Linked DNA regions of Mus musculus: region 2 is linked to region 1. The links are chromatin contacts, found by Hi-C or POLR2A ChIA-PET in ENCODE. All regions are on one chromosome and are shown on one strand. Each heading gives the region's core, a stretch centred on a gene start or an enhancer-like site at or near the end of the contact. The rest is flanking DNA. Distances are from core to core; before and after follow the strand shown. Region 1 holds the start of Syn3 (synapsin III). Region 2 holds the start of Hsp90b1 (heat shock protein 90, beta (Grp94), member 1).

Region 1 (4,559 bases), core at 733-3,232:
GAACAGGCAGAGATCATGGGAGCACTGGGTCTGGCCACTGTGATTCAGGACTGCATGGTCCAGTCTCTTTAGAATGCTGCCGCTGTCATTGTCACCCTGAGCAGCCTCCTGTACAATCTATCTTCTTCTTTTGTTACTATTGGTTGAGTGAGCATTCTGTCCTAAGGATTGGAGGTGAATGGCAGATGGGACAAACTGTGGAAGATTCTGTCCCGGGGAATAGTCAGGCTTTCACGCAGTGAAAATTAACCATCAAAAAGATGGAGAGATACAGGGAGTGGAGATATGGTTCAGTGGTTAAGAGTATGCACTGCCCTTGCAGGAGGCCTGAGTTCAGTTCTAAGCACCCAGGTGTAACCCCTGCTCCAGGCAGGTCCCTTTCTCTGATCTCTGCATCTCTACAGGAACCTGTACTCATGTTCACAAGCCTACATACACATAATTAAAAATAAGTAACTCATTTTTAAAATATATGGAAGTAAAAAATAAATGACATTTTCTAGAAAGCAATCCTTTAGCTGGTGCTCAGCTTGCTGCTGCTGATGGTTGAGAAGCAATGACTTGGCATCTTCTACCTCACAAGTCCTTGTACAACCTACAGGGCCAAACCCAGAGATTTATGAAATCATCTGCTGTTTCTCCGAATTTAAACCTTTCAGGTGAGAACAGTAGGGGCAAAGGGATTGCTTCTCCGGGGGCTGATTACTGTTTGTAGGCCTCTTTCATTATTCAAGGTTCATGCACAGAAATAAAAATGCTAAGTGGCACTGACCTCCAGGGCATGATGGAAGAATACCATTAATGGAAAAACCCTTGGTGATGTATACTGAGCACTGCTCAGCAAACACTGACCCTGCATTGAATCTGCACCTTTTCTTATATATAGTGCAATCAAACATAAGTACTCGTGCAGTAATTTGCCTGGCTTCTCTTCTAAACCTTTGTCCAACTCCTTCCTTCCTTAGAAACGGAAGGTTCTTTAGAATTCTTGTCCTGGCAAGAATTCCCCTTCCATTTTTCCAAGTACTTTTTCTGTGCACCTTTAACACCAGTGGTGTTTTTTTTTTAAATAACTACATTTATAGGTCTTTATATTGCAGCTAGAAATGGATGTGGTGTCACGTGTCTTTTAACTCAGCACTCAAGAGACAGAGGCAGGTGGACCTCTATGAGTTTGAGGCCAGCCTGGTCTACATAGTGAGTTCCAGGCCAGCCAGAACTACATAGAGAAACCCTGTCTCTAAAATCAAACCAAATACTGGAGGACAGAGAGCCTTAAAGGAGACCTGCTTTGAATTTCTGAGGGACCTTGAGGCATAGAAGTGACACATGAGACAGGGACCTGCCAAATATCCTCCCATTCTGTGCTGGTTAAGCTTTTCAATTGCCTTATTTTCCAATCTGTAATTTCTTTTAACCTTGTAGTCTTAATTCTCATCTCACAAATCTCCTCTATGGAGAGGCCTGGCATAGTCCCGACATCCCTTTTGTGTTCTCATTACACATCTCTATCAGTTTACAGCAAGCTGACATTATCTTTTGTTTGTGCACTTGTATGTAACCAACTCCTCCTCATGCCATCCCCAGCCAGGGTAAGAGCTTAGCTCCTTGTGCTTGTACTCCTATGACATTTGCTGACAGCTGACTCACTGGTCTCTCAGAAGCTCCTACTAAGGCCCAGGGAAGTCAGGTGACTTTCTCCAAGCTGGCTTCCTAGGATACTGAACTGCATTATTCACACTCCCTGAGGGGCATCTCAATCCTCCTGGGATGAAGAAAGATCGTCCACTTGGCCACTTGAGGCCAGCAACAGCAAAGCTTGCTTGCTCTAGCAACTTTCCCTACCTGGCTGGCGAGGGAAAGCCTAGAGACTGAGAAAGGAGGGGCTTGAGGGGCGGGCCTGGATGCAGGGCCCCTGTTGGCCCAGCCAATGGGCTCTCCGGCGTAGGGAGACCAGTCTGCCCAGAGGAGGCGCTCACGTACTGTGCAGGGCAGAGGCAGAGCGCGCAAGCTGCAGCGCTCCCGCAGATCCTGTAATTGGCGGCGCCAGTCCGAGGTACACACGGGCCACCGTAGCTGGCACTGTCGGTAAGCCAAGGCAAAGTGGAGTAGGTGGGTTTTCTGGCCTTAGGGAGCACTCACCCCGAATCCGAGCTGTTGGTGCGTCCTCGGGCAGTGCTACTTCCCCATAAGCTCTCTCTTTTGTTAGCCGAATGTTGATGCTGCATGTTGGTGGGGTGCAGGTGCTCCGTGAGCCCGGAGTGCCACCCTCCGGTCCCAGGCTGCTGCTGCCGGTCCCTAGCACTGGTCCCTGTAGAGTACCGGAACCCTGGGGCCCTCAAAGCTATGACTACTGAGGTATTCAACCCAACATCCAGACCTGTCCCGGAAAAGAGCTTCCTCTGGGAAGCTGAGACCACAACAGATACTGGTGCTCTGCACTGGATCCCAGCACCTGCTCTAGGCAGGTCCCTCAGGACCTGTTGCCTTGGGTCTGGGGCTCAGATCTGTTGCGCAGTCTTCTATTTCCAGCTATCCTGAGACGAAGGAAAAAACCTTGGAGGGTTTTCCTGGCCAGGCTAAGACTAACACTGCTGGAGCGCCCTGGTTATTTATTCATGACTTACTTGGCTGTAAGCCAGACACTATGCTCTCAGCTCTAGCGGCCTTAAAGGAATCTCAGGAGTTGCTGGGGCCTACCAGGGATGATAGGATAGGAGGGATTGCAGTGTGGTGTAGTGCAGACAGCAAGAGGTGGGTGGGTCGTGATGCAGCCTGGAAGACACACAGAGACTGGAGAGTTTGCCAGCCTGAGAGCTGTGGAATCAGAGGCATCAGGGACAGGAAGAATTTCAGGTAGATTTTCCCATGTGCAGACGAAAGAAGTGAAGAACTCAGAATCTCAGCTAATCAAACAGCAGATTGCACAGTAGAACCAGGACTTGCAGATGGGACCTAAACTGCAAGGTAGAAGGGGCTAGCCAAAAATGTACACAATCTAGAGATGCATGCAGCCTGACAAGTTTATCCTAGGACACGGGAGGCTGGGAAAGAATTCCAGCTGATCCCACAGCCACTCTGCTAGCTCTGTGGACAGTGACTGGAGCTGGCATCTTCAAGCTAGTAAGTTGTGAAAAGCTGGTTTTCAGGCAACGTGGCTGCAAATACTCTGGCCCCTTAAGGCTGACTATCTGACAGGGGCTCTGTAACCCTAGCTTCTGGGCATGAATTCAGGCAGGGAGATGCTGTCATGTGATGCTTGCTCCTGTCATTGTATTGGAAGCTGTGGCCTCTATCTTGTCATCGGGGATAGCCCTTGGGGAGTTGGATAGAGCATCTGTGCTCACTTTCTGATGCCTGGTCCCTGTGTGAGAACTTCTGCCTTACCTGGGCTTACCTTTCTATCTTCCAGGGCCAAGGGGCTGCTGTTTGGGTTGCCATATAGAGACTGGTATAGCGGCAATAAAAAAGGCTCCTAGGAAGTGAGACCAGAAAGCCACTTCATCTATTTGCCTTAAAGACATTTTTGACCTTGTGGGTCTCTCTCTCTCTCTCTCTCTCTCTCTCTCTCTCTCTCTCTCTCTGTGTGTGTGTGTGTGTGTGTGTGTGTGTGTGTGTGTGTGAGGAGATTATTTTACCTAGTTGTCATAAGCAAGGTTCCTTGTTTAAAAGGTCAGAGATGCTAAGCTAGTCACTTTTAAATTGTTAATTTGCCTTAACCTAGAATGCCCAAGGAATAACATCTCGATGAGGGATTGATGTCTAGATGAGACTGCCCTGTACGTACATCTGTCAGATAATGCCTTTATTTGTCAGTTGATTCATGGGAAGTCCTAGCTCATGGTGAGCCATGCTCCTCTCTGATAGTGAGTCCTGGATGGTGTAGGTATGGAGGAAGGACGCTGGACAGTAGGCAAGTGTTTATTCTTTCTCTGCCTTGCTTGTAGCTATGATCCGCTCCCACAAGTTCCTGCCAGCTTGACATACCCCCAAAATACGGTCTGTAGCCTGAACTTGTGAATTAAAATAAACCCTTTCTTACCCAAGTTGCTTTGTGATATTTTAGCACGGCAGCTGGAATGGACACAGAACTGGTGCATGTCTGGGTACCAGTAGTTGCTCTACCGTTCAAGTGAATACACAGTGGGGGTAGTGGGGCCAGGCACAGGTAGACACTGGTCCATGACGGAGGGGAAAAGCAGATTCAGGCTACCCTCTGAGGCTTTCGAAAGCCACACTAACCAGCCAGTAAGTATGGTGTGCCCACCGAGGGGTTCAACTTAAGGTGTCCCGTCAGCCAAACAGTTTCTAAACAGAGACACATATATGAGCTATAAGCAGTCAGAACTCCTGGCTGCTGGACATTAGGAGGTAACACGCATCTTGGTCTTGTGGGGAGGACGTGGATGTTTTTCTACGCCATTGATTCTCTGTGTCACTGTATGACATTGGGAAAAAAAATGAGGATGGTTTGGACTGGTCACTTAGAATGTTTCCCTGGCTTTTGAATTTCTTTACTGCCTCTGAAAGTACATGCTGAGCTCGGCGACTTATTACTG
Region 2 (4,776 bases), core at 1,474-3,973, 210 kb before region 1:
TGGCAGCCCACCCCTTTAGTCTCAGCATTTGGGAGGCAGAGGCAAGAGGAGGCCAGCCTGGCCTACAAAGTAAGGTCCAAGACACCCAGGGATACATACAAAAAGACCATGTCTAAACCAATAAAAATTAAAACTTTTTTTTTAAAGCATCCTTGGAGAAATGGCTCAGTGGATAAGAACATTTGCTCTTGCAGATAATCAGGGGTCAGTTCCCAGCACCCACAGGGTAGCTCACTAGGAAGCAAGAGAATCAGATTCAAAGGTGGGGAGCTTAATAACCCTATGGAGGATCAGTGCTGAGGGAAAGACAGAGCAGACTGACCCTAGAGATCAGTGACTGGTCAAAGTCTGAAGAAGGGAACACGGGAAAACACTAGGAATTCAAGAAACATGTGTGTGTGTGTGTGTGTGTGTGTGTGTGTTCCTCTATCCTCTTAGTGAACCTGGAGTTTGTCATCTTGGCTATGCTGTCTGGCCAGGGAGCCATATCTGTCTCTAGCAAAACCACCCTACCCCCAGCATGGGTTAGACCAGTATCTAATGTTATGTGAGTGCTGAAAACCCTAATTCCGGTCATAGTTCAAGTGGGGCAATCATTTTATCCACTAAGCCATCTCTCCTCAGCTGAAAGCCATGTATTTTCCAGGGAGCTTGGCCAGCAAGTCAGATAAGGACTGACCATCTTCTGCCAGTCTGGAAGTAGATTCTCTCTCTCTGATTCTCTCTCTCTCTCCTTTCTATCTGGGGACCATCATCTGCAGAAACTTCTACCCCCCCCCCCCAAAAAAAAAAAAAAAAAAAAGAACAAAACCAAAAACCCACCAGCTTTATTTTGGAGGACAAATCTCATTCTCAGTTCCTCCCAGGTGCAGCCCGATCTACCTCCCACTGGCCAGTTAAGATGCAGTCACAGTTTCACAATACTTGCTTACTTGCTCGATAAAAAAAAAAAAGAAAGGAAGAAAGAAAGAAAGAAAGAAAGAAAGAGAGTAAGAAAGAAAGAAAGTGGATGATGGGCTGTCATACGCAGAAATGGCCATCTTTTTCCAAAAGCACAAATAAATAAGATCCTGGTATGCTCTAAACAACAAACACAAGCACAGAGGCATAAGGCCTTCGTCTTACATTTCTGTATGCTTTGGCAAATGTAGGTAAATCAGACAGATGTAAATAAGCCATCACCACATTATGTAAACACCAAACCACAGATTCAAGTTCTACAAGTCTAAATTCTTGAAGTTGTCAAAGGGACTATGACATTGTCACTGAAAAGCTTGCCTTCGGGAACCTGGATTGCCTAAAAAAAAAAAACAACTCGAATTTTCTTGGAGAAAGCGGTGATGGAATGGATGTGTTAGAGGCAGGCAAGCGTGCTGGTGGAAAATTGGTTAAAATGAGGCTAAAGAGCTTAGAAAACATTTCGGAACGTACAAGCTGGCCTTAGGGACTTCCCTCACCAGAAAGAGCCTCTTTTGCTATCTTTCGGAAGGCGGAAAGGTGTTTCTATGAAGTTACAAAGCCACAATCCAGGCTGTTTTGCAAGCTCTGCGGCTTTTGCTTTCAAGTATCTGCATAAGTTCTTTCCTGTTCTATGCTAGCCTGGACTTCACCACCGCGCTCTCTGGCTGATTCACAAAAGAGGCTCTAGATTGCCCAGTCATTCTTTGATATTTATGGGGATGTCAAAGGAACTTGGGTCCTTGTTTCCTTCGGGGTTGGAGAGCCCCTGCCACCCTCTACTGCAAACCAAACCAGAGAGGACAGGAAATGCGAGCAGCGCAACGCCAAGTGTAACTGAAGGCTCTAGGGACCCTGAGTGACGCGCAAGAAAGCGGACGTGGAAACCCGGGTGCTACCACCAGCCCAGAATCCAGGGCTGACCCTCTGACACGGTGAGACTAGGGCTACGCGGGGCTGCTTTTCAGGTCCGCCTCTGAAAACTGTGTGCATTAGAGTCCTAGAACAAGCACAGATCTATTCTGCAATCTGAATGAGGTGGAAATCCTATAATCACTCAGAGACATTTCCCGCGGACACAAGATTGGAGTAAGCAAGGGCCAAGCTACGCAACTGGCTTAGATGCCAGAGACTACAATTCCCAGCATTCATGAGATTAGTGCGTTGCATGCCGGAAACTGTAGTTTCTCACCACCATCCAAACGCATTCCGGATATTCAACCCCTCACAAATTTCTCTTTTGCGAAAAGAAACGCCCAAAAGAAAGGTGACGGCGAACGTAGCGCTGAAAGGACTCGTAACGTGACCCGCGTCGTAGACGAGAAAAGGGTAAAGGACGCATTGTCTTGGCTACCGTTTCCCCTAGTCACGGACTAAACGTTCGCTAGAAGCCGGAAGTGGTTCCCCGGGACCTCTAGGAATGGACAGACGTGCTATGCGCCTACGTTCATTGGACGGTTTTCCTCAGGGACCAAGGCTTCCCAGGCCAAAGGGTGGCCCGGTGTGTGAGGGCCCGCGGAGCCATCTGATTGGAGGAAAGCCGCTGGACAAGCCCAATCGCAAGGAGCCACGCTTCGGGCATCGGGCACCGCACCTGGACAGTTCCGATTGGCGGGCTGCGGTCCCCCCCCATGCGTCTCCATTGGGTGCAGAGAGTGCGTGGTGAGGCACGATTGGTGAGTTCGTGTTTCCCGTCCCCCGCCCGCAAGCAGTGGGGTGAAAAGCGGCCCGACCTGCGCGCGGCTTAGTGGGCGGACCGCGCTGCTGGAGGTGTGAGGAGCTTAGACTCGGGATTGGGGGGGTGGAGGCGGCTCCTGAGACCGAAAAGGACTTGCGACTCGCCGGCCACGCACCATGAGGGTCCTGTGGGTGTTGGGCCTCTGCTGTGTCCTGCTGACCTTCGGTGAGTGACCGGGCGGCAGTGGGCGCCCTCCCCTTCCTGTGTGGCCGCTTCTCGAACGTTCTTGGGGCGTTGAACCTGGGTTGGGGACGCCGGGTGGCCTACAGGGGTTTCAGGGACCATCTCGTTCCCTCGAAGGAGACTTGGGTGATGATGCTTTCCCTGAGGCCTCTGGGAAAAGGCGACTTGGAGACCGGGCATTTAAATAAATACCCTGCGGATGGTGCTAGAGCGCTCCCCGAAGTCTCGCTGACGGGGCGCGGTCTCTCGGACTCTACTCCCGGGGGAAGCCTTCCTGGAACCCCTCCCTAAGGACTTTTGTGATCAGGTCCGACCTTTGGCCACCAGAGCCTGAGGACCCCCAGCCCCTGCCCTCTACTCCCGGAGCGCGTTTCTGTTTTCTAACGCCCGACTCGCGAGCGTGGGCCCTCGGGCCAGCGTCGTGGCGGTGGCCCAATATCTGATTCCGATGTGCTTCAAGAGCTGTCCTTGACATGTCTTCCCCTTTGGGCCGGATTTCAGTTCCCCTCAACAGAAGTTGCACAAACCCTGTTTGCATTCTGACCTGTGATAACTAAGTGAGGCCCAAGTTTTGGCTTGGCCAGTGTAGAGACCTCCTCTCAGCTGTGCGCAACACGTGTGGGTGTAGACGGGGGCCTCTCTCACTGCCTAGGATAGACACACGTGATGGCTGCCTGGCCTTCCAGAGTCAACGGGGGTCTTGAGCATTCATATTTAAACTTTAGCGTGCAAACTTACCTTGACATTGGTTATTGACGTCAGTACATAATTCTTCCATCTCAACAGCTTGTATTTACTTACTGAATTGTGTTAACTCTTGCCCCCGTTGATATGGCTTTTTATGCGAAGGAGAGGAAGCAATAGTGTGGAGAGTTGTAACCTTTCTCCCCAGGGTTCGTCAGAGCTGATGATGAAGTCGACGTGGATGGCACAGTGGAAGAGGACCTGGGTAAAAGCCGAGAAGGCTCAAGGACAGATGATGAAGTTGTGCAGAGGTCGGTGCATTTGAAGCTATGTTGATAAGCTCTGCAAGTTAGTGGGGCAGAGTGGCTGTTGGTGTTTCTCCATTCAGATTACAAGGTCCAGTGCCCAAAATGTTGCTAATGATACAAAATAACCAGAGAAGATCTTAGGAGTGCCCATTTATCTGCAGGCAAAAGCTCCTAGCAGTCTGCTCCTGGGAGTGACTGCTGATTCAGGAAGGAAAGTGCTAGGGATAAGCCTCAGCATCTAAAACCAGAAAACCAGTGGTGATGTAGCCCACTCAGCTTGTGCTTCCAACTTTCTAAGACCTGACAGGACACTTGATTGGTTTTGTCTGTGTGAAGTTAGTACTATGAAAAATAGAACTTTTATGCCTTTAACTTTTAAGAAAAGGGCTTTTCAATCGGTGAGGTATATTTTCAATTTTGGCCTTCTAGGAATTAGTGACGGTACTAAAGTGTTCACTGTGCAAGCGTACACAAGTCATGACTTGCTTTTCAGTAGAGGGAAGCCAGATGTATTTTTCTGGGAATTTTAGGAACTATTTCCAGCCGAGCATTAAGCACAGCCCATTCTGTGATGAGAGTGAGCTGGTATGTGAGTGCTCTTTTAACAAGAAGGTCTGCAGAGGCCAGTCTGTGTCCTGACTAGAGACTGAGAAAAATGAAGCTGAGTATTTGCTTATCTAATTTGATTTCCTTAGAGAGGAAGAAGCTATTCAGTTGGATGGGTTAAACGCATCACAGATAAGAGAACTTAGAGAAAAATCTGAAAAGTTCGCCTTCCAAGCTGAAGTGAACAGGATGATGAAACTTATCATCAATTCTTTGTATAAAAATAAAGAGGTAAGTGTTACATGGTTGGGACAGCAGTTTGGATCCTTCCATTAGAAATTAGGAATTAAATTCGGAATG

Evidence for each region. Hi-C counts contacts between places; a loop is a spot of excess contacts on that map. ChIA-PET counts read pairs that join two places held with the same protein, here RNA polymerase II (POLR2A).
Region 2: a loop to region 1 is called in a map of left cerebral cortex, with 2.7 times the contacts of the local background. The contact joins the promoter of Hsp90b1 here to the promoter of Syn3 in region 1. A Hi-C loop is called at or near these places in 1 of 37 maps with a recorded cell type or tissue (left cerebral cortex). POLR2A ChIA-PET finds 5 or more read pairs at or near these places in 1 of 5 experiments (Patski).

Annotation. Positions count from the first base shown.
Region 1 is chr10:86,496,319-86,500,877 of GRCm38, reverse strand. It overlaps Syn3 (synapsin III), which reads left to right and starts at 1,982. Exons shown (of 14, transcript NM_013722.3): 1 at 1,982-2,088.
Region 2 is chr10:86,703,391-86,708,166 of GRCm38, reverse strand. It overlaps Hsp90b1 (heat shock protein 90, beta (Grp94), member 1), which reads left to right and starts at 2,723. Exons shown (of 18, transcript NM_011631.1): 1 at 2,723-2,860; 2 at 3,771-3,873; 3 at 4,566-4,707. The coding sequence starts at 2,812. It overlaps Ttc41 (tetratricopeptide repeat domain 41), which reads right to left and starts at 2,356. Exons shown (of 16, transcript NM_001003910.2): 1 at 2,150-2,356.